Regions from separate parts of the Homo sapiens genome. Here regions 2, 3, 4 and 5 are each linked to region 1. Evidence: chromatin loops called from intact Hi-C (ENCODE). Cell type or tissue: PC-3. All regions are shown on one strand.

Evidence for each region. A loop is a pair of places that touch in the nucleus more often than their neighbours do. Peaks named below come from ENCODE experiments on the same cell type or tissue, not always from the same donor. Only the 100,000 strongest peaks of a DNase experiment are listed, where the experiment ranks them.
Region 2: it touches region 1 in a loop (2.6-fold over the local background); 5 of 110 quality-filtered maps call a loop at or near these places.
Region 3: a loop joins it to region 1, with 14 times the contacts of the local background. A loop is called at or near these places in 3 of 110 quality-filtered maps.
Region 4: a loop joins it to region 1, with 4 times the contacts of the local background. A loop is called at or near these places in 2 of 110 quality-filtered maps.
Region 5: it touches region 1 in a loop (8-fold over the local background); 6 of 110 quality-filtered maps call a loop at or near these places.

The regions. Positions count from the first base shown.
Region 1 is chr10:52,486,400-52,491,399 of GRCh38, reverse strand. No RefSeq gene overlaps it. Among named protein-coding and RNA genes, the nearest start is that of LNCAROD, 18 kb to the right of the region's middle. In PC-3, a CTCF peak has its summit at 2,317 (motif pointing right); DNase peaks (open chromatin) are centred at 2,319, 2,609 and 4,409; H3K4me3 peaks cover 946 bases; H3K27ac peaks cover 4,180 bases.
Region 2 is chr10:52,333,528-52,338,527 of GRCh38, reverse strand. No RefSeq gene overlaps it. Among named protein-coding and RNA genes, the nearest start is that of DKK1, 22 kb to the right of the region's middle. In PC-3, no CTCF peak of the experiment used is centred here; DNase peaks (open chromatin) are centred at 2,667 and 3,757; H3K4me3 peaks cover 1,000 bases; H3K27ac peaks cover 3,374 bases.
Region 3 is chr10:52,213,962-52,218,961 of GRCh38, reverse strand. All of the region lies in intron 9 of PRKG1 (protein kinase cGMP-dependent 1), which reads right to left. The region is part of intron 1 of LOC124902425 (a long non-coding RNA gene); the gene reads left to right. Among named protein-coding and RNA genes, the nearest start is that of PRKG1-AS1, 98 kb to the left of the region's middle. In PC-3, CTCF peaks have their summits at 2,824 and 3,029 (motif pointing right); DNase peaks (open chromatin) are centred at 1,921 and 3,011; H3K4me3 peaks cover 387 bases; H3K27ac peaks cover 2,002 bases.
Region 4 is chr10:52,406,468-52,411,467 of GRCh38, reverse strand. It overlaps the pseudogene THAP12P3. Among named protein-coding and RNA genes, the nearest start is that of LNCAROD, 62 kb to the left of the region's middle. In PC-3, no CTCF peak of the experiment used is centred here; DNase peaks (open chromatin) are centred at 1,357 and 2,067; H3K27ac peaks cover 1,056 bases.
Region 5 is chr10:52,727,385-52,732,384 of GRCh38, reverse strand. All of the region lies in intron 1 of LOC105378305 (a long non-coding RNA gene), which reads left to right. Among named protein-coding and RNA genes, the nearest start is that of MBL2, 43 kb to the left of the region's middle. In PC-3, a CTCF peak has its summit at 2,680 (motif pointing right); a DNase peak (open chromatin) is centred at 2,684; H3K4me3 peaks cover 812 bases.

The DNA of each region.
Region 1 (5,000 bases):
TGAATAAATACTTAATTACCCACATCATAAGGAAGGAATGTTTTAATCAAAGATAATAGAATGCATTAAACAAATGCATTTCCTCTTCAGTTACTGTTTCTTTGGTTATGTTTTTTCTGTGTTTTAGAACATGCGGAGATTATTACAAAATGTACAAACAATTTCACATAAAATTGCTGCCCTTACTCACTCTGTCCACATTATAAAATTGGAATCTGTAGACATATAATTATATGCATGCTTTGTTTCAATTAGGTAAATATACAAATTTAAAGGACATATATTTGAAATAGATCTCATAAGGCAAAGAAATGTGAGTATATCAACAACAAATTGCAACTACTGCCATTGATCTTGATAAAAATTTAGATATCCAATAAGAAATTCAATATAAAGTGATTTCCTCAATTCTTAGCCAGTATGGATTAAATGTCAACCTTGTGAAGGAGAAAGAGACTAGTGAGATAAGGTTATGGTTTCTCATGGCCTACACATCCCTGTTTCATCCAGAATGCTATCAGTCTTACCCTGCCACTATGCTTAAAACCATTTATCGGCAGGTAATTGGAAGCAAGGAGGGAGCAGGAGGAGAGGGAAAACAAAAAGGTGTCAGATACAGATTCCAAAACTGATTTTAGTTTAAGATCCATGTATTGTACCTAAAGACAGGGACAGTAAACTATTGAAAGACTATCTAAAGTTCTAAACTATCTGTCAGAATAAAAGTTATATTAGAATGCAGTTTAAAATTTGGCTTCTTTTTGTTTACACACTCAGATATAACAATATTTTCAGCATGTTTCCTTTTCACTACATTACTAAGCTATGTAACAATTTCAAACAATGTTACTGTCTTGGAACCTATCACTACTTGGTAAAGAATACAACACAATGCATAGAACAACAATAACAAAGGCAATTATAATAACTAACATTTACTAAAAATGTTCTGTGTGTTAGGTCCTGTTCTAAGCAATTTTACATATAATAGCACATTTAATGCTCGTAATTACACAAAGAGGTAAGCATAATTAGTATCTCCATTTTATAGATGAAAAAAAATTGAAGTACAAAGAATTTAAATGATCAAGATCGCATGGCTAATTAGCAGAATAACCAAGGTTTGCACATAGAAATTTACCTTCGGGGCCCATGCTCTTAGGTAATCAATATATAATACATCAAAGTAAAATATAAAAATTTTAGAAGCCTATGTTTCTTGTTGTACTCACATTTCAAATATGGGCAACTGCCATAGCTTGAATTTGTAGTAATTAATTTACTGGCTATTTACCATGGGATAGGAATTGGCCTATGTAATTCACATGAGTATTCTCCCCACTTTACACACAGGGAAACTGAGATTCAGAAAGTTTAAATTCTTCAATTAAAGTCATACAGTGGTTAATTGAATATTTAAGCATTCAAAGATAGCCATTTCTGCCTTTCTGATATTGTCTCCCCTCTCATATTACAGTTTAAGCAATAAACTCTATAAAGGAATCATTACAGTTTACGTTGGTTACTGGTAATGGGTAACTGATAATTGGAGACTGGTAATTTTGAAATTAACCACAGGTAATGCATGTTTTATAATATGTTTATTGTTCTTTTTAGTAACTGAAAAGGATAGTTATTCTTTTTTTTTTTTTTTTTTTTGGAGACAGAATTTTGCTATTATTGCCCAGGCTGGAGTGCAGTGGCGTGATCTTGGTTCACTGCAACCTCCGCCTCCCGGATTCAAGTGATTCTCCTGCCTCAGCTTCTCGAGTAGCTGGGATTACAGGTGCCCGCCACCATGCCCGGCTAATTTTTGTACTTTTAATAGAGACAGGGTTTCACCATGTTGGCCAGGCTGGTCTTGAACTCCTGACCTCAGGTGATCCTCCCACCTTGGCCTCCCAAAGTGCTGGGATTACAGGAGTGAGCCACTACTGCCAGCCAGTTATTCTTAACCATTCTGTATCCCTCTTCCCCGCAGATCACTGCCACCTGACATTAGCCAAATCAGCAATCCTTCATGCAGAAAGGAAAGTACTGTGGGGAAGAAAAGAGCATTTCTTGTTGTACTCCGTTGATAGCTTTAAATTCAAAAGTAGCATAAAACTTAGGGTCTTGGAAGAATATCAGAAATTGATGGATCAGTACTCTGGCTGGCTTGTAGAAATTTGTTAACCTCTGCCAGAGAAGGCACCTGAAATCAGTAGTCAGTCCTGTGACCAACACTGCTACTTTGTTGGGTTTTTGAGATTTACAATAATTTCTCCCTATTATTCTATTTTCTGTAGATTATAACACTATCTGCCACCAGGTGGAGAAAGAGAGTCACAATTTCTTGTCTGTTTTTCAGGGCCCTAGGGTTAGAATTTTAAAAACTGAGAAAAAAAAAAATTGTTCATAAAACTATTGGGTTTCTTTATCATGAAAAATAAGCATTTATCAAGCCATCTGTTTTAGAAAGAAAAAAGCAAATATAAAGTTGCTTATATCTTCTCTCTTCAAAATTTGACCAGCCCCAACACTAAGCATAACTACCATTTTCAGACAAAGCAAAAATGATCTCAATCCTAGTTGCACATTACAATTGCCTGGGGAGCTTTATCAATGTCCGGGCCCCATTCCAGTCAAACAGGGTGAGAATTTCTTGGAAGGAGGCCCAGGCATCCATATTTTTAAAAAACTTCTCATGAAATTCTCATGTATAACCAGAGTTGAGGCTCACTACTCTACAGAGTTAGATGTTTTTCTAATGGAGCTGTAGATTGTTGAAAGGGGTTATTACCAGCAGCAGAGTCTGAATCTCGACACAGCAGATTTATAATAACTTAAATCAGGCTCCAGGAAACCGATTTATGCCAACAAAATCATAAAATTATAATTTATAAATTAGGGTGTCAATGTATTAATTTACTCTGAAGAAATGACTAACTATGCCACATTAATTATGTTGGGGAATTAAATTTTCCCCAAAGTAGACAGTCATTCATTTATTCACAATTTAGGAGTAACAAATATGCTGGAAGCTGGGCAAAAGAATTTAAGATCTAAATTCAGATCATTTGATGTATCTACAAACCTAACAGTGGTTAGTAAATAATCTTCAGTGACAGTGGTATCAACCTAGGCATGATAATATGTTGGGTTATTCTGTGGTAGTAAGATTTTATAGACAGAGATAGTGCCATCAGTCAGCCAAGCACCCTCCCCTCTGGGTAAAGCTAAAGAAACACTCATATTTTTAAAACTCACTCTTTCTTTTTCCCTGCTTCCTGAGCATCAAATGCACCTGTGATGGGTTAAAGGGTATAAAGGAGTTTATGTCATTTTTCAAAGAAAAAACACAGAAGGTGACACAGATCATTATGCCATGCGTGACTTTGACTCAGGATAGCTTGAGGTCTCAACAAATAACCAGCCAATAGGAAAAATTATAGGGCCAGAAAACAACAACAACAACAACAAAACCATGGGTGACAAAGGAAAGTAACCAGGCTACTTAGCAGCTTTGGTGACAGCAGCAAAGAAGTCCTAAGCAAGAGTTCCAACATGACAGCAGAATCAACTATGGCTCAGGTACCGGCATTTTAAAACGAGGATTTATGATACAAGTTGAAAAGACAGGTTAACAAGAGCAAAGCAAGATCCAAGGATGCTGGCTGCCAGTTGTTTCCAGACACCGCCTCGTTCTAGAGGAGTAGCTAGAACACAAGCAAAGCTACCAGGTAAGCTGGATGCTCTGTTAGGACCATTGGCTCTGGAGTCTGATTACCTTCTGTTCTACCCCATCTAACCTATGTATTTTGGAATAAATTTTCTTTAACATCTATTTTCTCTTCTGTGAAATGGGGAGATAATTATTCCTATTTCACAGGGATCCTCTGAGAATTAACAAAGACAGTCTAGGCAAATCACAGTGGTTCTTCTAAAAGTGTGATTCCCTAGACCAGCAGCATCAGCTTCAACTGGGAACTGCAAATTTCCCAACCTTACTCCAGACCTATTGAATCAGCAGCTCTGAAGGTAGGGCCCAGTAACCAGCCCTCCAGATTTAACAAGCCCTCCAGATTTAACAAGCCCTCCAGATTTTACTGATGTACATTCAAGTTTAAAGACAACTAATTGAAAAGGCAGTTAATCCTGAATAAATGGAAGCAAGCAGAATCCCTGTCCCATATACTGGACTAATAACAGGAAGAAAGTAGGGAATACTAAAGCTAAAGTGCTATACAGGAACATAGGGTACATCTGAGGCATACCAGCTCCTAGGTCTGCTTATCAGCGAAGCCAACCCAAGACACATGAAACAGCAAACTTGACCAGAGCAATTGGAAATGAGTTAGTAGCACTTAAATCTGGGGAGCATATTTGATTTCTAACCTGATGAGATTTCAGCTGCTGATTCATTACTCAATCAGCTGTGGTTTGGAGTGAAAGGCACATGATAGAAACATACCCATGTAATTCTGTCATTCTAAAAATATTCAGCATAATAATTTCCCAGATAGTGCTGCCTGGTGAGACAGCATCTTACATATCTCCAGTCATTCTAAGTCCTCATTTTTCTCTGGGTTAAACAGAGTTGGTTTCTTCTCACACTGTTCACTATCTGGTTAGAATGCCCCCAAATAATACATATTTTTCTCCTGGTCAATGTCTCTCTTAAAATATGATATGATTCCCCCAAAACACTTAGTTCTTAGCTCACATCAATCATATCTCCATTCTTGATTAGATTACAAGCCACCTGAAGTCCCAGGACCTGAGTCAATTCTTTATCCCTCATATCTATTATAAAATCCTAACCAGGAGTCACAGTTTGAAAAATGTTGTTCAAGAAAGCTATATATATGATGATCCACATACATTTTAACTTTGTACAGACAAGAATATACATTTTCCAACCATTAAATCTCCATAATTAGCCACTGTTTTAGCTGGGCCACCTACCATTTTGTATTTGTCTTTCTGCTTGTTGGCTCTAAAATAATCTCTAAACAAAA
Region 2 (5,000 bases), 150 kb after region 1:
TCCTCTGGTGATTCTCAAAGAGCCTCACTGGCGATGGTCTGCCAATACAGAGTACACCTGGAAAACACTAAAGCAGCCTTCAAAATGCCAAGCAGCTGGATCATTTTAAAACAAAAAGCTTGTTTTACCCAGAGGTTTCTTCAAACAGTGATAAAATTAATTTGTGTTTGTGAACAGACTATGGTAGGTCAAAAGGCAAAGCAGGGAAGAGAAGATACTAGAGACAAGGCAGGCAGAGGCTTTGAAACCCTAGGATTTGGTTGGTATTCAGTCTCAGTGATCCACAATCTGAGCGGATTACATTACAGGTCTTGAGGGCTTTTTAGTGTTATCATTCCATAATTCCCGGGCTTCCCACCCCTTACCTGTCTATCTTTGTTTTCTCCTTTTGCCGAGGTCTCACGCAATTCCCAGTGATCTTCAATTGTTCTCCAATCATTTCACATGTTCCAATCTCTGTCCACTGATTCTTCAATGAAATGTTAAGCCATGTGAAGGGCAGGAACTTTATTTTCTAAACTTTTGGCAGCTCTCTCCATTCCTCTCTTTCCTCCTCTCCCTCCAGCCTCCTTCCTTGCACTCTCCAATGGGTGTTACATTGATAGGTACAAATAAAGTGTACCATGGACTTAAGTACCCATTCTCTTCAGTCTTGTGGCATAGGCAGCCAACCAACTCTAAGGCGATACAATTTCAATAAAATGTCTTTAAAATCATTTCATTTCCTAGCTCAGACTCTCTGCTCCAGCATTTGCAATGGCCTCCTAAATGATCTTCCACCTCTTAGATTATTTTCACTCTCATCCATTCATCCTACACTGCTGAGGCTCCTCACTTAATCAACTTCTCGCTTAGCTGCTGTGTTAAGCACATGCTTGTGATCTTTGCAATTAAATAAAGGAGGCAGTGTAGTTTAACTCTTAAGAGCTCAGTCTTTGGACTCACAATGCTTATACCTGAATTCTGTTTCTACCACTTTCATGCTGTGGGGCTTGAGCAATTTGCTTGATATCTCTGAGATTCAATATCCTCATCTGTAAAATGGAGCCAATAAAGAGTATCTTCTTTATAGCACAGTCATAAGAATGCAATGTAAAAATGTCAATTCAGCAATTTAAGCAATGCTATATGTACCTTATTCATAGGAAACCCATAATGATCAGTGGTTATAATCACTATCAGCATGATTATGGTGCAAAAATAGTAATCAGATTGATATTTAAATTATATAATTGTTATGTATTCCATACAGTAATCATGCCAGGTAGGTTCCTCCTCCTCCTTCTTTGCAGCTAATAAAACGCTGCACAAAGCACCATAAGTGGAACCAAGATTTGAACTTGTGTCTCCATAACATCTGAGCTGGTGTTTTATTCTGCTACACCATATAGGAGGATTTTCCAATTACATTACCACCGTTGTATGTTCCTCCAAGTTCCAATTTTCACTCTTCGATTTAGTGAGATGGAGTAGACCACAAGGAGTTAATTACAGTTATAATTTTTCCTATTATTTTCCCTTTATTACATAACAAAGAGTTATCCATAAACTGTCTTTGGTTTTAGTTGAAGAGAATTATTTTTCACGATAATATAGGAATTAGTATGAGCTCTTATAAAGTAAAAATTATAGGGAGAATTAACAAATAAATTTTAGAGTAGCTAGTTTTGGTTTAGGCCTTAAATCCAGGAATAGGTAATATCCATTAAAATGCTTTTAACTTGGAAGCATTTGAAGGCAATTTAGCAGCTTTTATTTTATAAACAAATAATGAAGGCCAAATAACAATCAAGATTGCAGCCTATAATTAGAAGTTCAAGGTCATCACTAAACATACTTACATCATAGAAATTCAAGAAACAGTAAGAGAATCAATACATATTTTGGAGACATTCTTATAGCTGTGAAGTAATAAGTGGATGCAATTATAATCTGTGAACTTCCTTAAGTTTATACGCATATGTGTGGCCTGACCAACAAGACCTCTTCAATAAAAAAAAAATATGTTTCATTGTGGTATTTCTCAAAAAAAATCCTGAGAAATCATAAACTCTTTTGTTCTCTTTTTTCATGGCAACATTCTGCAACCTGCTTCTTTTTTTTTTTTTTTTGAGACGGAGTTTTGCTCTTGTTGCCCAGGCTGGAGTGCAATGGCACCATCTCGGCTCACTGCAACTTCTGCCTCCTGGGTTCAAGCGATTCTCCTGCCTCAGCCTCCCAAGTGGCTGGGATTACAGGCACCCGCCACCACGCCTGGCTAATTTTTTGTATTTTTAGTGGAGACAGGGTTTCTCCATGTTGGCCAGGCTGGTCTCAAACTCCTGACCTCAGGTGATCCACCTACCTTCACCTCCCAAAGTGCTGGGATTACAGGCGTGAGCTACCACGCCTGGCCCACATCCTGCTTCTAACCATACTTCTAGTATCCTATATCATATCTAAGAGTTGTTGCTTCCTATTTTGGAAGGGAGATAAAAGCTTAAAGGTGAGCTGAATATGAGAATCAGCAGATTATTTCTGTAAGTGCCAGTTATTTTAAAAAATACTGATTATAGTAATTAAAGCCTTCTCACAGTTCATATAATACCTTAAAGATGGTGACTTAACAATTTATTCGAAACAATCAGTTAGTAAATATTTTCTATTGAATATATTCAGGGCATTCATCATACCTGAGTCATTGGGAAATACATTTAAAGTAATAAGGACTAGGAAATGAAATCACTGTAAGATTATAATAATGTCAGCAGTGAATCATTTATCAGAAGCCACTTTTATTTCAAAAGCTTGTTCCAACTTTTTGAAATGTCAGAGTTTAATTTCTAGGATAAAGTAAAAATATCTGTAATAATAAAAATAATGACTTACCAAGAGTGCACAAAACCGTCATGCAAGAAATGAAACAAATACAAATAAGTGTCAGATGTTACAAAAGTGTTCAAAAATTACAGAACCCAATCACAATGAAGGGTCCATAATTATAAAATTATTTACCTGGGAACTAACTATTTAGCATTAAGAAAATATTTAATGTACTGTTAATGTATTTTCCTTACCACTTCTTTCTCTACCATTCCCAGCTTGTTTGTTTATTTGTTTGTTTGTTTTCGCTTTGTAATGATGTTTTCTTAGTGTCTCCTGCTTCATCCTGTCTCCCCTGTCCACTCCCTCTGGCTCTTGTTCCTCAGTGATGTCTCTGCTAAGCAGATGTCCCCCAGCTCTCCTTTCTTGTCTGTCTGGGCCAGAGCATGTCATCTCATCATGGATGCAGATCTCAGTGCCCCTTCCTGCCTTCCCAGGACCTCTTTTCCATAGATGGAAATCCTGCTAGCAATGAGCATGCTGCACAGACAACTTTTTTTTTTGGAAAAAAAAAGAAAGATCATCTGTGAGATTAGAATGTTCCTATTAATTATGAAAACAAATAGCAATTACTTGAGCAGCTCTTACAGGAGGTAAGCTATTATAACATTTTTAAATGTACATTTTAAAGTATCCAACTTGTTTGCCACTTGCAGAGATCTTATGAATATCATTAAGTTTAATTTGTGTCAGTTTTTTTCCCATGGAAACTAAAGAATTTATGTCTTCTTTAACCCAACATATTCTTCACTTTGCTTTTTTATTTTGTTTAAAAAAAGAAAATCCAAAGCATGTCTAATTTACTCCTCATGAACATAGTGTTCATAGAATTTTCTGAGGGATTTACTTAAAAGGCAGATTTCCTGTCCTCACACCCAGGTATTATGACTCACCCAGAAACTCTGGAATTTACACTTTACATAAGCATTTTGGTGATTCTGAAACAGGAAGCCCTCTTTGAAGAAGGCTACTATTATTATTAAAAATAGGATTGTGAGATCTAGATAAATATCATCAGACAATCTGATACTATAGTAAGGACTGCGTATTGGTTCCTGGTAGAAAAAGATTGTGTATTCCAGAAAAGGAATATGAATGGACAATAAGCACTTTAAAGAAAGTTTACTTTATTAATAAGCAATGAAAAGTGAATAAAAACAATATGTGAACTATTTTCACCTATTCATTTTTTGAAAATTAAAGATTGGTATTATTACCACTAGGAAAAATGCAAGGAATTGACTACCTGCTCAAACACTGATAGTAGGAGTATAATATGGCAGAGACTATTGGAAGGCAATTAGCAATATGTATCACCTGTTGAAGTGAAAGACCCATTAGCAAAACTTATATGAACACATAAAGAAATGTATAAGAATGTTTAGTACCACATTGTTTGAAAACATGCAAAATTGCATGCATATGATCAATCAAGATGGAAATGAAGAATAACCCAGGAACATCTGAGCTATAGAATAGCATGCAGCCTTTACATAAGAGATGGCCAAGCTTTCATATATCACTTTGAAAATGCTCCAAGTCATATTCACTGTATTAAAAGGAATTCAGAGCCGTTGAATATAAGACTGTCTCATTTGTACTGAAAGGATAGCTATTAAATGCTTAAAAGTTATAACTAGGGAAATGAAGGTTTTTGGGTAGAAGAAATCATAAAGAATTTCAAACTATATTTTTTCAATTTTTTACAACAAAAACATATTTATATATTGCTTCTGAATTAAAATAAAATGAGGCACAATAGTTCAAAACTAGCTTGGGCAACATAGTGATACCCTGTCTCTACAAAAAATAAAATAAAAGGAGGTGAAGTAAAATAAATAACAAAGTTCAAAAGTAAGCATATTTTAAAACATAACAAAGCCTCACTACTTTTTAGAAACTAGGAGAGGTTTGCTTTTGGGGGACTCTTTTAAAAAAAAATGCATCTTATAATCTTTCCAGAGTAGTATCTCTTATAAACTAAGATATCAGTATTAATAAATAAAATGAGGCATATCAACAAAAAGTTTAACTTATGGAAGGCCTACATAACAATATATCATTTTATAATGAAGCAGAATTTTTGCCTACAGGAATTATTGGTAAAATACTTGCCTGTAGACACAAATATAGCAAGG
Region 3 (5,000 bases), 270 kb after region 1:
GAATTTAGCTTTGGTTCAACACAGAAACTGGTCATAATATTCTCTTATATTTTGTTTCAGAAAAATTATTAACATTATATTATGGTTAAACAGTTTAGTTTAAAATATTAATTAATGAAGATAAGACTCATAAACACTAATTTCATTTCATGGGAGGCCCTGAAAACATTAATGGCTCTTTTGCTCATCAAACACTTTGAAGGTATCAAAAGGGAAATTTACCTTGAAAAAGTATCCTAATCCCTATAAATTTTTAATTTAAGAATCCAGAATAAACACTGATTTTTGCAACACAATTTTCTAAAGTAATGAGTGTAGAATTTATATAATTTTTAAAAGTCTAAATTGTTTAGAAGTTAAGACTTCTATTCAGGTTGGAGAATACTGCCTTGGCTGTTGTGAACCAAAATTTTGTATTGCGACTATTCATACAGTTGGGTAAGTTTATGTTGAATCAAAAAGAAATTGGGTCATACTTGATAAGGTTTTAAAATATCTTTTTTAACCAGAAGCCTAAAAACATTTAATAATTTCTGCTTGTCCCTTCTGTTGTCATCTAATTGCTTTTTATGAGAATTTCTTGGATTCTGTCTCTCTATATGGCCTTGTGCTTGCTACCTCAATGCCAGGCAAAAGAGCAGCCCCTTTGATGGATGTCAGCTGTTAAGACGCCTTAGTTCATTCTGTTTTTACCCACTCCCCCAAAACCAAAAAAAAAACTGTAACCTATTTTTCTTTTTTTTTTTTTTTTGAGATGGAGTCTCGCTTTGTCACCCAGGCTAGCGTGCAGTGGGTGATCTAGGCTCACTGTAACCTCTGCCTCCCAGGTTCAGGTGATTTTCCTGCCTCAGCCTCCTGAGTAGCTGGGATTACAGACGTGTGCCACCACGCCCAGCTAATTTTTGTATTTTTAGTAGAGACAGGGTTTCACCATGTTGGTCAGGCTGGTCTTGAACTCCTGACCTTGTGAACCACCTGCCTCGGCCTCCCAAAGTGCTGAGATTACAGGTGTGAGCCACGGCTCCCAGCTGTAAGCTATTTTTCTAAACCATTAATTTCCTAAGAGAAGCCATTGGAATGAGAGATAAAATAGGAGTTTCATTTATTATGCAAATTATAAGTAGAGAGTAACGGAGGAAGGAAAAGAAAGGCTAGCCACAGTGTCATTATTAAAATATCCTTTGTGATGATGTCTATACTACCAACAGGGCTGAGGTCTGATTTATCTCCCAGCTAGTACATTTGCATCAGTTGCCCAAGCCACCAATGAAACTTGTTTCCATTGTCTCCTATCCAGTAGGAGACAGCACATTTGTCAACCCATTGTATATTGTTTAATCCTTGCTATTTGAGTAACTGTAAACCTGGGTTAATGCTTGCTTGTAGTTTCTATTATTCCATATTGAATAATTAAATCTAAATCTCTCTATGTACCATTTGAAGACAGGGTGAAAATATTGTTTGACGGTAGGGTGTACTAAAATTAGAGTGATGTGGTTTGCTTTAGTTCCTAGACTATGAGATTCATTTGACACTAATCTAAAAAAGAGAGAACTCTACTTATACATATATAAGTGTGTGTGTGTGTATATGTGTATATATATATATAGATAGATAGATATATAAATGTGTACGTGTGTGTGTATATGTATATTTACCCCGCACATCTCTCAGGATAACTCTAGCCTCTCCCAGGATATGTACTTATTCCTCCCCAATTAAAAATAAACACAACAAAAGGAAGTAGGATAAACTTACTCCTTAGTAGGCTTACAACTAAGAGGTGGAAGGAGGCAAGGTCAGAAGAGCCTTGGGTGCTATTTTGGAAGAAAGGGAAACAGGGCCTACTTAACCACCCTTCCATGACCTGTGGTTTGAGAAACACAGCTCTGAACAGTTCCCACACAACAGCTGTTTTTCCGCATCACCATCAGACAGGAAGTGGAATGGCACATAGAATGCAATTTATAGGATCTGTTCTCTCAGAAAGTGAAACAGGATCTCCAGGCTATTAAATTCACGGTGGTGCAGGAGCTGAACTCACTTATTAAACAGAATTGTCTGCCTAGTAAAAGAAAGCTTCCATTTGTGAAAAACTAAAAAGTTTTCAGAAGTATTATGCAAATAGTTAAGCAGTCACTGGGTTTAAACAAAACTTATTTTTAAAATTTAGAGACATTTTGATCCATTTAATTCTCAGAAAAAGATAACAAACTGATCTTAAAAAACCGCACCAAAACCTATGACTGTATAAAAACCAAAGGCTCTATTCCCTCTAGGACCATGCAAGAAATGGCATCAGAAATTCCAGCCACATTTAAAATAGGAATCAAAATCTATCTACAATGCTCTGCAGACCTGGCTGTATTAACTGCATCTAATTCTGGGGCTAAGCTAATACTAAAAGGTAAAGATGAGAAAATAGGTAATGTCCATTTTAATAAACAGGTATTTTTCTATTTTGGATGTTCCATCTAACTCTGACTATTCAATTAAAGTCTTATTGTCAAAACTCTTTGCTCTGCCAGTGTGATTTGATTTTGAGTCTCTTGCAAAATCCATGTGCAATTATTTCCCTGGCATTCCGGTAGCTATCTGCTGGTTTCCCAAAAGATCCCCAGCCCAGGAGCCTGTTGACTGAAGTGATACCTCTCCCAGAGTGAGAAGCTTAGTGTCACTTGTGTTCCATGCATAATTTTTTTGATTGAAATGAAAATTTAAGCTTCCATGCTGTGCTTGGCAATCCTTGTTTAAGAAGTGTCTAAGAAGAGTATATTCAAGAATGATCAAAAGAACCATCTGTAGTCCAAACCAATAGCTCCTTTGCATTCTTGGAAGCAGTCTGAAGAATCTCCCAAGTCTGCTAGCTCTCTTCTTACTTCAGTAAATTTATGAGAAAGTAATAGCCTCAGGGTCTCTGGGTGTACAGTTTGCTTGTTTCCTTTGCCATTGTCTCCTTAGCCACTTTATGTTTCTTGAACAATTCTATGAGGATGAGTATATTCTCCAGATGGCCACTGGAGGGCACAAAAGTACAATGTTTGCCTTCAAGTTAGGCCTTTGTGGTTTTGTTCTTCATGTGAAACATAATCTATGCTTAAGATATTCAATTAGATATGACATTTTCACTTTTAGAGCACAACTAGTAAATATCTACCTTATCATCTACCTCTTGTCAGTTATATTCTGAATGAGATCAAAACCAAAAGTTATGTTTCTAACATTACTATTATAAAAATGTATATTAATATATTTTCATTCCTTTCACCTTTCATATTTTAAAGTTATCCATCCAAATTCATGATTTGAAATTTTCACAAGGAAATTGTTTCACTTTGAAACATGTATGAATGTATGAATACCACCAAAGTGTATTCAGACATCTTCCCATGGGGAAAAGAGAAAATATTGAGGTGATATTGAAAAGTACACTGACCTGAGATGCACAAAAGAAAATACTTTTATTTTCTTGTTGCTTTAACTATCTAAATGCCTGTATATCTCGCTTTATAGCATAGAATGCTTATAGCAAGTCAGCTTCAAAATATACTTTTTTTTTTTTTTTTTGAGATGGAGTTTTGCTCTTGTCGCCCAGGCTGGAGTGCAATGGCCTGATCTTGACTCACTGCAACCTCCACCTTCCAGGTTCAAGAAATTCACCTGCCTCAGCCTCCCAAGTAGCTGGGATTACAGGTGCCCACCACCATGCCCGGCTAATTTTTGTATTTTAGTAGAGATGGGGTTTCACCACATTGGCCAGGCTGGTCTCAAACTCCTGACCTCAGGTGATCTGCCTGCCTCCACCTCCCAAAGTGTAGGGATTACAGGCATGAGCCACCATGCCTGGCCCAAAATAGACTTTGTATTTAGAATAATACATCTCTCCAAAATGGCATCTTCATGCTGGCATTTTTTTTTTTTTTTGAAAAAACTTTTATCATTATTTTAACATAAAAAATCATGTGAATTATTGCAGAAACTCTTAAAATGCATATTAAAGTTACATAATAAATAACCGTGACAATATTCAAAATGACCCACAAATTATAAAACCGGCCTACTGCTTTCATAGCAGAAACTGTTCCCTCAGTGAAAGGCCTCCTGATTGGTTACCTGCTCCATATCTTCTTCCTATTGTCTCTAGATTTAACTTTCCAAAGCACATAGTCATGTTAGCTGGGCTTTCCTCATTACATTTGTATCAAGTTGGAATTCCTTTGGGGGGCATTAATGGAACTTCGCTGTGTAATCTTTATCTGGCCTCTTTCTTCACAGCCACTCCTTTCAAACTTCATGCTCTAGTCTCATAGGGCTATTAAAGAATCCTTAAATGGTTTGTTTGTGAAGCCATAGCTACTATTTCTTTAGAAAATAAAAATAATTTCCAAGAGTAATTGTACTTACTGCATGCTAGCTACTACACAAAGTGCTATACATACATACTCTCAATCTCGCTCCAAAGTCTGAGATGTGTTTATCTATGACCTCCATCTTATAGGTAAGGAAATTGAATGTTAGTGCGGTGATGATTCCTTAGATGTCACTGTATGTGTGATATCAAAGTTTGTGCATCTAAATGACACCAGCATACTGTTCTCTGTTTGCATATTTTCATGCTGCTGTGGATTTTGGGCTAAATGAGAACAGTGAGAGATGTGCACCCAAGTTATATCCTGGTGGGTAATCTGAAATCTTATTACTTTCTTTTCTTCCAAGCAGAACCCTTACTTCCTCTATGCTACTGTTGCACTTTTGGGTGTCAGCAAGTTGGATACTTATGTATTCACACTCCTTTGTAGAGTAGGGGATCCTAGAGTTTGGGGAGGGTGTATATTCATCTCAGTGTCTTAATAACCCAGGAGAATGGCTGACATATTGGATGGGATCTGTAAATGAGGACTCTCCCATTTGCCAGACTGTGAAAAAAGTAGGCTTATTCCACATCGTAAATGCTCATCAAATTTTGAAACATATACATTTTATTTTCTAAAAAGGTATTT
Region 4 (5,000 bases), 80 kb after region 1:
CATTATCTCGAAGAACTGTCCTGTAAGGACTCTCCCAATGACTTCACGAGTATCTGCTTCAATTAGTTTTGAGAAATAAAATAAACCAATTGTTTAGTTTTCTGATGCCTCTGCAAAATGTATAGTTCTACAGATCATAGAGGTCTCAAAATGTGTGGCACATAATTGATAATGTTTATTTAGCTGATCAGGTGTTTTATCTTCTAAATCTGCTCTCCTACAATTGTCCACCCACTTCTGGCATCTGGCCGGGTCCCGCGGGAACTTGAAGAAGGCCAGGTCGGACTGCGTGCTCTTCCGCGTGCAGTTAAGGGCAGCGCAGAAGTTCCGCATCCTTGCCCGCCGCCGGCCGGCTCAGCCCCCTCCTCTCCTCCTCTGGGCAGTCCGCCCGCCCATGGGGCCAGGGAGGGGAGCCAGGCCGGCTGGCCAGCTCGGCAGGACTGGCGCGCGGGGGCGATAAATTCTTATAGTTTGACTTTCCATTTTTAGTTTTAATTATGTTATGCCACTTATAAAATAAAATATTCTGACTGCTCATTCCCAAAATATCTCAATTAAGTGCAAGGCAGAAACATTGGGTTAACTTCAATGTTTGTGAAAGTTTTCCCCAGAAAATTAAAATCTCCCATAGATATAGAATGCCCAGTCAGGACCACCTAAATACAGCTCTCAAAGACAAAACTGTAGGCACAAATATTTCTAAAGTAAATGATAAACACATGGATCTACCAAGGATATTTTCCTGATGCTGTAACTTTAAGCTTCTTCATGTGTTGAGAAAGTATCTTTTTAAAATAACTCTGGAACTGTGGAACATTGAAAATGAGTGTGTTTCTGTGCAGCATTTGTGGAATGCTGGCCACCAAAGAGACATTTACAGCAATTGCAAATTTGCTTTTAAATGGATCCCCCATGACCCCAAAATATTTTTATCCCTTGCTAGTTATCTATTTTCTCTCTTAAATAATCCTGCCTTTTTATAACACTTTACTCCTGTTGCAAATATTTTCACCAAATGCACAGTTAACTTCAAATCCATTTTAAAAGGCAAAGAGAAGATACCAGTAACTCTTACTTTGAACCTATATATGCTTTTGTCCTATTTATGTTCAGTTTGTCAGACTTTCCCCAAAACTGATAGTTATTCTATTTAATTCAATTTAGCCAAATATCATGGGCTATAAAGTCAAGATTATACCAGAAGGGGCAATTGCCATAATTTAAGGTTTTGAGGCCACTAATGTCATGCTATTTTTATGAATAACTAGACAAGACACAAAAGAACATCATTGTCACTGTTTCAGATATCATCTCATGAAACTGGTTTATTGGCCAGAATAATCCCAGGAATTTCTCAATGAAACTCAATTATGAACAATGAGACATGTCAATGAGGCATTGACAGGAAATGAAACATTCCACGTATGCAAATATCTGACTAAAAGCTTTTCTCATTTAAGCTGAATTTTAAGAAATTCAAGGATTTTATTCCTAAATTGTACTTACTGTCATTTATTTATATAATTTAGAATAATCGTTTTGAGCATTAGTGTGATGGACACTGCAGATGTATCCATTAAAATGTATTTACTCCATCTGTTAGTGAAGACTTCAGGTTTGGGAGGTTGTACCTCCTAATCCCACCTTCCTTGGCATTTGAAATTGGAGGGGATGTGTCTAAGGTACTATGTATTGTACTTTGCTATGACCACATTTATTGTTTCACAAGTGGGCTTCTCTATTCCATTTAGGCCCATGAGACTGCAAAAGGTATTTGCTAGGGACATCTAATTAAAAAAAAAAATCTAAGTCTTTATGCAAATGGTTGATGATGTCCCATAAACTTAGCAGCCATGGTTTAACCACAAGAGTCACCAGATGAAACTGCCTTAGTACAGTGCCTGTTACAAAACTAGAATACAGAACAGAACAAACATAACGAGCCTGTGATGCCATCATAGAGTTGCTAAATTAAAAAATCCAGGAAGTTTCCCTTTTGGATTTCCAACTTGCATCAGGCAACATTATTTGAGCTGGGTTGTCTGTCACTTGTAACTAAATGCATACTACCAAGACAATATTTATTCTATTATGTCAGTGATGCCTGCAGGGCTAATAACAGTATTTGCCATATTACATAAAGTTACTCAGGACTTTCTATGTTTTCTAACTCATGTGTTTAATTTGTATAGTGTATCTCTCTTCTCCTGTTGTTAGCTATTACTCTATGGACTAAGAAATTAATTGCTAAAAGAAAAGAATCGTCAGCCAGTTTCCTTTGATCTGCTGTGAACCTGGAGGAGGGGCATGTGCCAAAGGCCTCAGCTCCCTCCTTACTTTCTTAGGAAGGACTTTCCAGACCTACATCAAAGTCAAATCCCCTTGTTAAGTATCTTTACTGAGCTACTACACAACAAGCTCTCTTCTAAGCATTTACCTGTATTAATCTATGTAATCCTCACATAATCTATTTAATCCTCACATAAACCTTATTTTACAGACCATATCATTCCCGTTTTAGGCCATTTGTACTGCTTTAACATAAAACTTGAGAATGGGTAATTCATTAAAAACCAGGAATTTATTTTTCACAGTTTGGAAGGTGGGAAGTCCAAGATCAAGGTGCCGGCATTTGGTCTAGTGAGGGCCTTCTTCCTACATCCTTCATGCTTTCGCAGAAGGGCAAGCTAACTAAATGCTGCAGGAAGCATCTTTTCTAAGGGCCTTAATCTCATTAACCAGGAGGAAGCTCGCATGGCCTATTCACTTATTAAAGACCGACCTCTTAATACGATCACATTGGCAACACCTGGATTTTGGAGGGAAACTATTCAAACTGTAGCACAAATGAAGAAAATGAGGCACAAAAGGGCTGGTAGGTAGTATAAAGTCACAAAACAAAGAAGAACTGGGAGTGTGATTTAAATAAAGGCAATTAAAAGCCCTGCCCCCTTAACTTTTATGCTACATGACCATTTAGTTTTTTTTTTTTTTTTTTTGAGATGGAGTCTCACTGTGTTGCCAGGCTGGAGTGCAGTGGCGCAGTCTTGGCTCACTGCAACCTCCGCCTCCCGGGTTCAAGTGATTCTCCTGCCTCAGCCTCCTGAGTAGCTGGGACTACAGGCACCCGCTACCATGCCTGGCTAATTTTTTGTATTTTTAGTAGACATGGGGTTTCACCATGTTGGCCAGGATGGTCTCGATCTCTTGACCTCTTGATCCACCCTCCTTGACCTCCCAAAGTGCTGTGATTACAGGTGTGACTCACCGTGCCCAGCCCCACTTAGTTTTTTCAGAACACTTGCCTCACATGTTTTTTAAACATTTCCTAACACAATAATTCAATTAACATTCTACCTTCCCACTAGACTACTGGTTCCATACAAGCAGAGATTATATTCAGATTAGTTCATCACTGTCTCCTCAACCCTTAGCACAATGCTCACATCTTTATAAGCACTCAATAAGTGTTTGATAAAAGAGAGAAGAAAAGAAGGAAATACACAAGGTATGCACAGAGGAAAAGGAATGAAAGATGGAAATTAAGACCTAAGCAAGAACCCAAAAGGAAGCTATAGATAAGTTATAATTGAGGGCTGTTTTAGCTGCACGGAGGCCTTTTCTGCTTCCTTCTAAGTAGCCAAATTTACCAGATAAATGAGCTGTTACTGTACTTCATGTCCAATAATAACATTTCTTCTAGCAATTAACTGAGAGTATGTCCAACACTTCATGTAATGAGGAAAGCTAAAAAGAAAACACACATTAAGAATATAAATAGGCCGGCGCAGTGGCTCATGCCTGCAATCCCAGCACTTTGGGAGGTTGAGGTGGGCAGATTGCTTGAGCCCAGGAGTTCAAGACCAGCCTGGGTGACATGGTGAAACCCCACCTCTACAAAAAAATTAAAAAACTAGCCAGGTGTGGCGGTGCGTGCCTGTAGTCCCAGCAACCCAGGAGGCTGAGGTGCGAGGGTCTCTTGGACCTGGAAAGGTCAAGGCTTCAGTGAGCTGTGATTGTGCCACTGCACTCCAGCCTGGGCAACAGAGTGAGATCCTTAGAACTGGCCACATATTCAGGATTTAAAGATTTAGAATAGTGAATAAAATTACCAACCCTACAGAAATACAAAAACCCTCATAAACCATTATGAACACTTTTATGCACACAAACTAGAAAACCTGGAAGAAATTGATAAATTCCTGGAAATATACAACCTCCAAAGATTGAACCAGGAAGAAATAGAAACCCTGAACAGACCAATAGTGAGTTCCAAAATTGAATCAGTAATAAAAAGCCTACCAACCAGAAAAAATCCCCGGACCAGACAGTTTCACAGCTAAATTCTACCAGATGTATAAAGAAGAGCTAGTACCAATCCTACTGAAACTACTCCAAAAAATTGAGAAGCAGGGATTCCTTCCTCTCTCATTCTGTGAAGCCCGCATCATTATGATAGCAAAATCTGGCAGACACACACACACACATACACACATGCACGCAAACTTCAGGCCAATATCCTTGCTGCACATAGATGCAAAAATCCTCAACAAAATACTAACAAACTAAACCTAACAACACATCAAAAAGCTAATCCACCACAATCAGGTATACTTTATTCCTGGGATGCAAGGTTGGTTCAACATATGCAAATCAATAAATGTGATTAATCACATAAACAGAACAAAAAGCAAAAACCACACGATCATCTTAATAGACACAGAAAAGGCTTTTGATAAAATTTAACGTCCAGTCCGTGCTAAAAACCATCAACAAACTAGGTGTCAAAGATACGTACCTCAAAATAAAAAGAGGCATCTGTGACAAATCCACAGCCAATATCATACCAAACAGGCAAAAGCTGGAAGCATTCCCCTAGAGAACAAGAACAATACAAGGATGCCCACTCTCACTGCTTTTATTCAACATAGTACTGGAAATCCTAATCAGAGCAATCAGGCAAGGGAAAGAAATAAAAGCATACAAGTAGGAAAGAGGGG
Region 5 (5,000 bases), 240 kb before region 1:
CAACATAGTGTTGGAAGTTCTGGCCAGGGCAATTAGGCAGGAGAAGGAAATAAAGGGTATTCAATTAGGAAAAGAGGAAGTCAAATTGTCCCTGTTTGCAGATAACATGATTGTATATCTAGAAAACCCCATTGTCTCAGCCCAAAATCTTCTTAAGCTGATAAACAACTTCAGCAAAGTCTCAGGATACAAAATCAATGTACAAAAATCACAAGCTTTCTTATACACCAATAACAGACAAACAGAGAGCCAAATCATGAGTGAACTCCCATTCACAATTGCTTCAAAGAGAATAAAATACCTAGGAATCCAACTTACAAGGGACGTGAAGGACCTCTTCAAGGAGAACTACAAACCACTGCTCAAGGAAATAAAAGAGGATACAAACAAATGGAAGAACATTCCATGCTCATGGGTAGGAAGAATCAATATCATGAAAATGGCCCAAGGTAATTTATAGATTCAATGCCATCCGCATCAAGCTACCAAGGACTTTCTTCACAGAATTGGAAAAAACTACTTTAAAGTTCATATGGAACCAAAAAAGAGCCCGCATCGCCAAGTTAATCCTAAGCCAAAAGAACAAAGCTGGAGGCATCACGCTACCTGACTTCAAACTATACTACAAGGCTACAGTAACCAAAACAGCATGGTACTGGTACCAAAACAGAGATATAGATCAATGGAACAGAACAGAGCCCTCAGAAATAATGCCGCATATCTACAACTATCTGATCTTTGACAAACCTGAGAAAAACAAGCAATGGGGAAAGGATTCCCTATTTAATAAATGGTGCTGGGAAAACTGGCTAGCCATAGGTAGAAAGCTGAAACTGGATCCCTTCATTACACCTTATACAAAAATTAATTCAAGATGGATTAAAGACTTAAATGTTAGACCTAAAACCATAAAAACCCTAGAAGAAAACCTAGGCATTACCGTTCAGGACATAGGCATGGGCAAGGACTTCATGTCTAAAACACCAAAAGCAATGGCAACAAAAGCCAAAATTGACAAACGGGATCTCATCAAACTAAAGAGCTTCTGCACAGCAAAAGAAACTACCAACAGAGTGAACAGGCAAACTACAAAATGGGAGAAAATTTTCGCAACCTACTCATCTGACAAAGGGCTAATATCCAGAATCTACAATGAACTCAAACAAATTTACAAGAAAAAACAAACAACCCCATCAAAAAGTGGGCAAAGGACATGAACAGACACTTCTCAAAAGAAGACATTTATGCAGCCAAAAAACACACGAAAAAATGCTCACCATCACTGGCCATCAGAGAAATGCAAATCAAAACCACAATGAGATACCATCTCACACCAGTTAGAATGGCAATCATTAAAGAGTCAGGAAACAATAGGTGCTGGAGAGGATGTGGAGAAACAGGAACACTTTCACACTGTTGGTAGGACTGTAAACTAGTTCAACCATTGTGGAAGTCAGTGTGGTGATTCCTCAGGGATCTAGAACTAGAAATACCATTTGACCTAGCCATCCCATTACTGGGTGTATACCCAAAGTATTATAAATCATGCTTCTAAAAAGACACATGCACACGCATGTTTATAGCGGCACTATTCACAGTAGCAAAGACTTGGAACCAACCCAAATGTCCAACAATGATAGACTGGATTAAGAAAATGTGGCAAATATACACCATGGAATACTATGCTGCCATAAAAAATGATGAGTTCATGTACTTTGTAGGGACATGGATGAAATTGGAAATCATCATTCTCAGTAAACTATCGCAAGGACAAAAAACCAAACACCGCATGTTCTCACTCATAGGTGGGAATTGAACAATGAGAACACATGGACACAGGAAGGGGAACATCACACTCTGGGGCCTGTTGTGGGGTGGGGGGAGGGGGGAGGGATAGCATTAGGAGATATACCTAATGCTAAATGACGAGTTAATGGGTGCAGCACACCAGCATGGCACATGTATACATATGTAACTAACCTGCACATTGTGCACATGTACCCTAAAACTTAAAGTATAATAAAAAAAATACTCATTGAATGAATGTCTACATTTTAAATGCACTATTTCTTTCAAAATATCCCAAGCTCTCAACACCTACAATAAAATAAAATGACTCTCAAAAATAAAAATAAAATAAAATAAAATTATGCTTGCCATATAAAATTTTTTTTGAGGGAAGTAATTTGTTTTTTAATACAGAGCCTCGTTCTGTTGCCCAGGCTGAAGTGTCGTGTCATGATCATGGCTCCCTGCAGCCTCGACCTCCCAACCTCAAGTGATCCTCCCACCTCAGAGTAGCTGGGACCACAGATGCAAGCCACCACGCCTGGCTAACTTTTTAATTATTTGCAGAGACAGGGTCTCCTTATGTTGCCCAGGTTGAGTAATTATTTTTGAGAGTCTCAGAGAGTGTTTTTAATCAGGTTATAGAATCATAGGAACTGTATTGATTCCACACAAAGGCCTCAGGGGAGAGAAAAATCGGAAGAGAAAAATAAGATGTAAGCACAAAGACCATGTATATTTTATCTCCATAATCCCCATGATACTGGGTTTAAATGAAAAGTTGACTATGCTGTCATACCTTGATTTTAATTTGCCATAACTGATTACTGGAAAAATCGAAAATGCAATTGTCTCCCCATTTGTGGTGATATTTCTTGTCAAGACAGCAGAGGGTGCTCTTCTATTAAGATATTACACTCTAAGCGATCTATGTAAGATGTTCACTGGGCAGCAAGAAACGTGTTTTAATAAAATTACCATATTTACGATTTTATTCAATTTGTTGGTTTTCCAAGGAGGTCATTTCCTGAATGTAAGTATTATTAGTTGTATTCCTGTTTATTCAATCATCTTTGAAAACATAATGAAAGCTACAGACCTTCCAAGAAAATCTCTTCGCATACACATAGCAAATTGGTAAAGACTGTAAGGAGAAACGTAAAAAGTCAACTGAAATCTTACTAAAATATGCCAAATGATTTTGCGGAGCCAGTTGAAACAGTTTTTCTTTTGGAAAGTTTGAAACATAAAAAGTAGAGAAAAATAACATGATGAGCTCAATAATCCCTGTCACTTCTCCAATATTTTCTCTCCCCTGTCCCCCAATATACACTGGATGATTTTGAACCCAGTTCTAACCATCATATTCAATCCTGCCATAAATTGTGTGTGTATCTCAAAACGATAAGAATACTTTCAAATATCAAGTTATCACTTTCTCATAATTTTTCACGCTTAGTTCAATGAATCTAGGAAAAAAATGTACACACATTACACTTGATTATTATGTCTCTAGAGTCACTTTTACTTTATAGAACACTTCTCTTTGTTTTCCTTGCCTTAATTTTACTTCGTTGAGGCTTGCTACTCAAAAGTGTGGTTCATGGACCAGCAGTATCGACAACTACTGAGAGATTGTTACAAATATATAGAATTTCAAGCACCACCCTACATTACTAAATCAGAATCTCTATTTTTACAAGATCCTTGGGCAATTTATGTTCATGTTAAAGTTTGATAAGCATTCCTGTAGTTTCTTACAGTCTGGATTTTTGCAGATTGCAACTCTGTAAAGTCATTTTGCATTTTCCTCTCTTTATTTTCAGTTAACTGTTATCAAGCCTAGAGGATTGATACGGTTCAAGTTTAATTTCCTGGCAGAATTACATCCTAAGTTTTTGTGTACTTTTACTGGGAGGAGAACAGTGTCTAGTTTTATATCTTTTTATGATTGTTATCAGCCATTGATGACTACTGCCTTTGCCTAGTAATTTATTAAGGGTTTTCAAAATAGTGATATGCTAATTCTATCATCCTTTCTTCTTTTATTAACTTAGATAATTGTATGAAGAGAAAAATTTTTCTTACCTACAATTTTATTGTATTTGAGCTAAAATTCATACAGAAAATATAGGATACAATTTTAACTTCCATACCTTTTTTTAACCAGTTTGATTGGGTTCTCAAAGTATGTTACAAAGTTTCCTTAAAGACTTCATTTGTTTGCTTTTGAGGTGTAATTATGAACTCATGGGATTTTAAAAATACTTGATAGTTTTAATTTATCACAGTTGTTATTCTTGCCAATTCTCAGTTTGTCTCATCTTTCACTATTGGGATGCATTTCATGCTGTCTCCTGATTTCTTTACACATGACCATGACCCCAGTAATCTTTAGTAGCTTTCTGTTATCACAAAATATTCCCAGTTTATCTTGTACATTTCCTCTTCCAGTACTGGATTCAATCATTTTCCAATAACCTTTGTCTTGATTTAGTGGGAAATGGTATGGAAAGACCAGAATCATCTGTGCATTAATGTTATTCATTGCTACTGAATAATCATTGGTCATTGTGTCCAGGATGTCTTAGTGAATAGAGCTAAGAAATGCATATTTTTAACATATATATCATGAGTTTACACCAATAATTTCAAGTTCAAATTTACAAATACAAAATTTCAGGTTAACTTCCCTGATTTTATGGTTATATCCCTTTTTATTATGAAAATCTTAATTCCTAATGTAATGATAATAGCATTACTTATAGTTTTGTCTTGCTACACTGAAAACCAGTTTCAAAATAACAATACAAAATTATTACTAATGATATAACCAGTGAAAACATTTCTTAGGTTTTTGGGGGAGTGTTGGTTTGCAGTTATTTGATCTTAAGATATATTTCAGGCCAGGCCCGGTGGCTCATGCCTGTAATCCCAGCACTTTGGGAGGCTGAGGCCGGCGGATCACGAGGTCAGGAGATCGAGACCATCCTGGCTAATGAGGTGAAACCCCACCTCTACTAAAAATACAAAAAATTAGCCAGGTGGAGCTTGCAGTGAGCAGAGATCGTGCCACTGCACTCCAGCCTGGGCAACAGAGCAAGACTCCGTCTCAAAAAAAAAAAAAAAAAAAAAAGATATATTTCACTAAAGTATACAACTTGTCAAATTACCCTGCTTTAAAGTAACCTGAAAGAATTCCTGTTTACGTG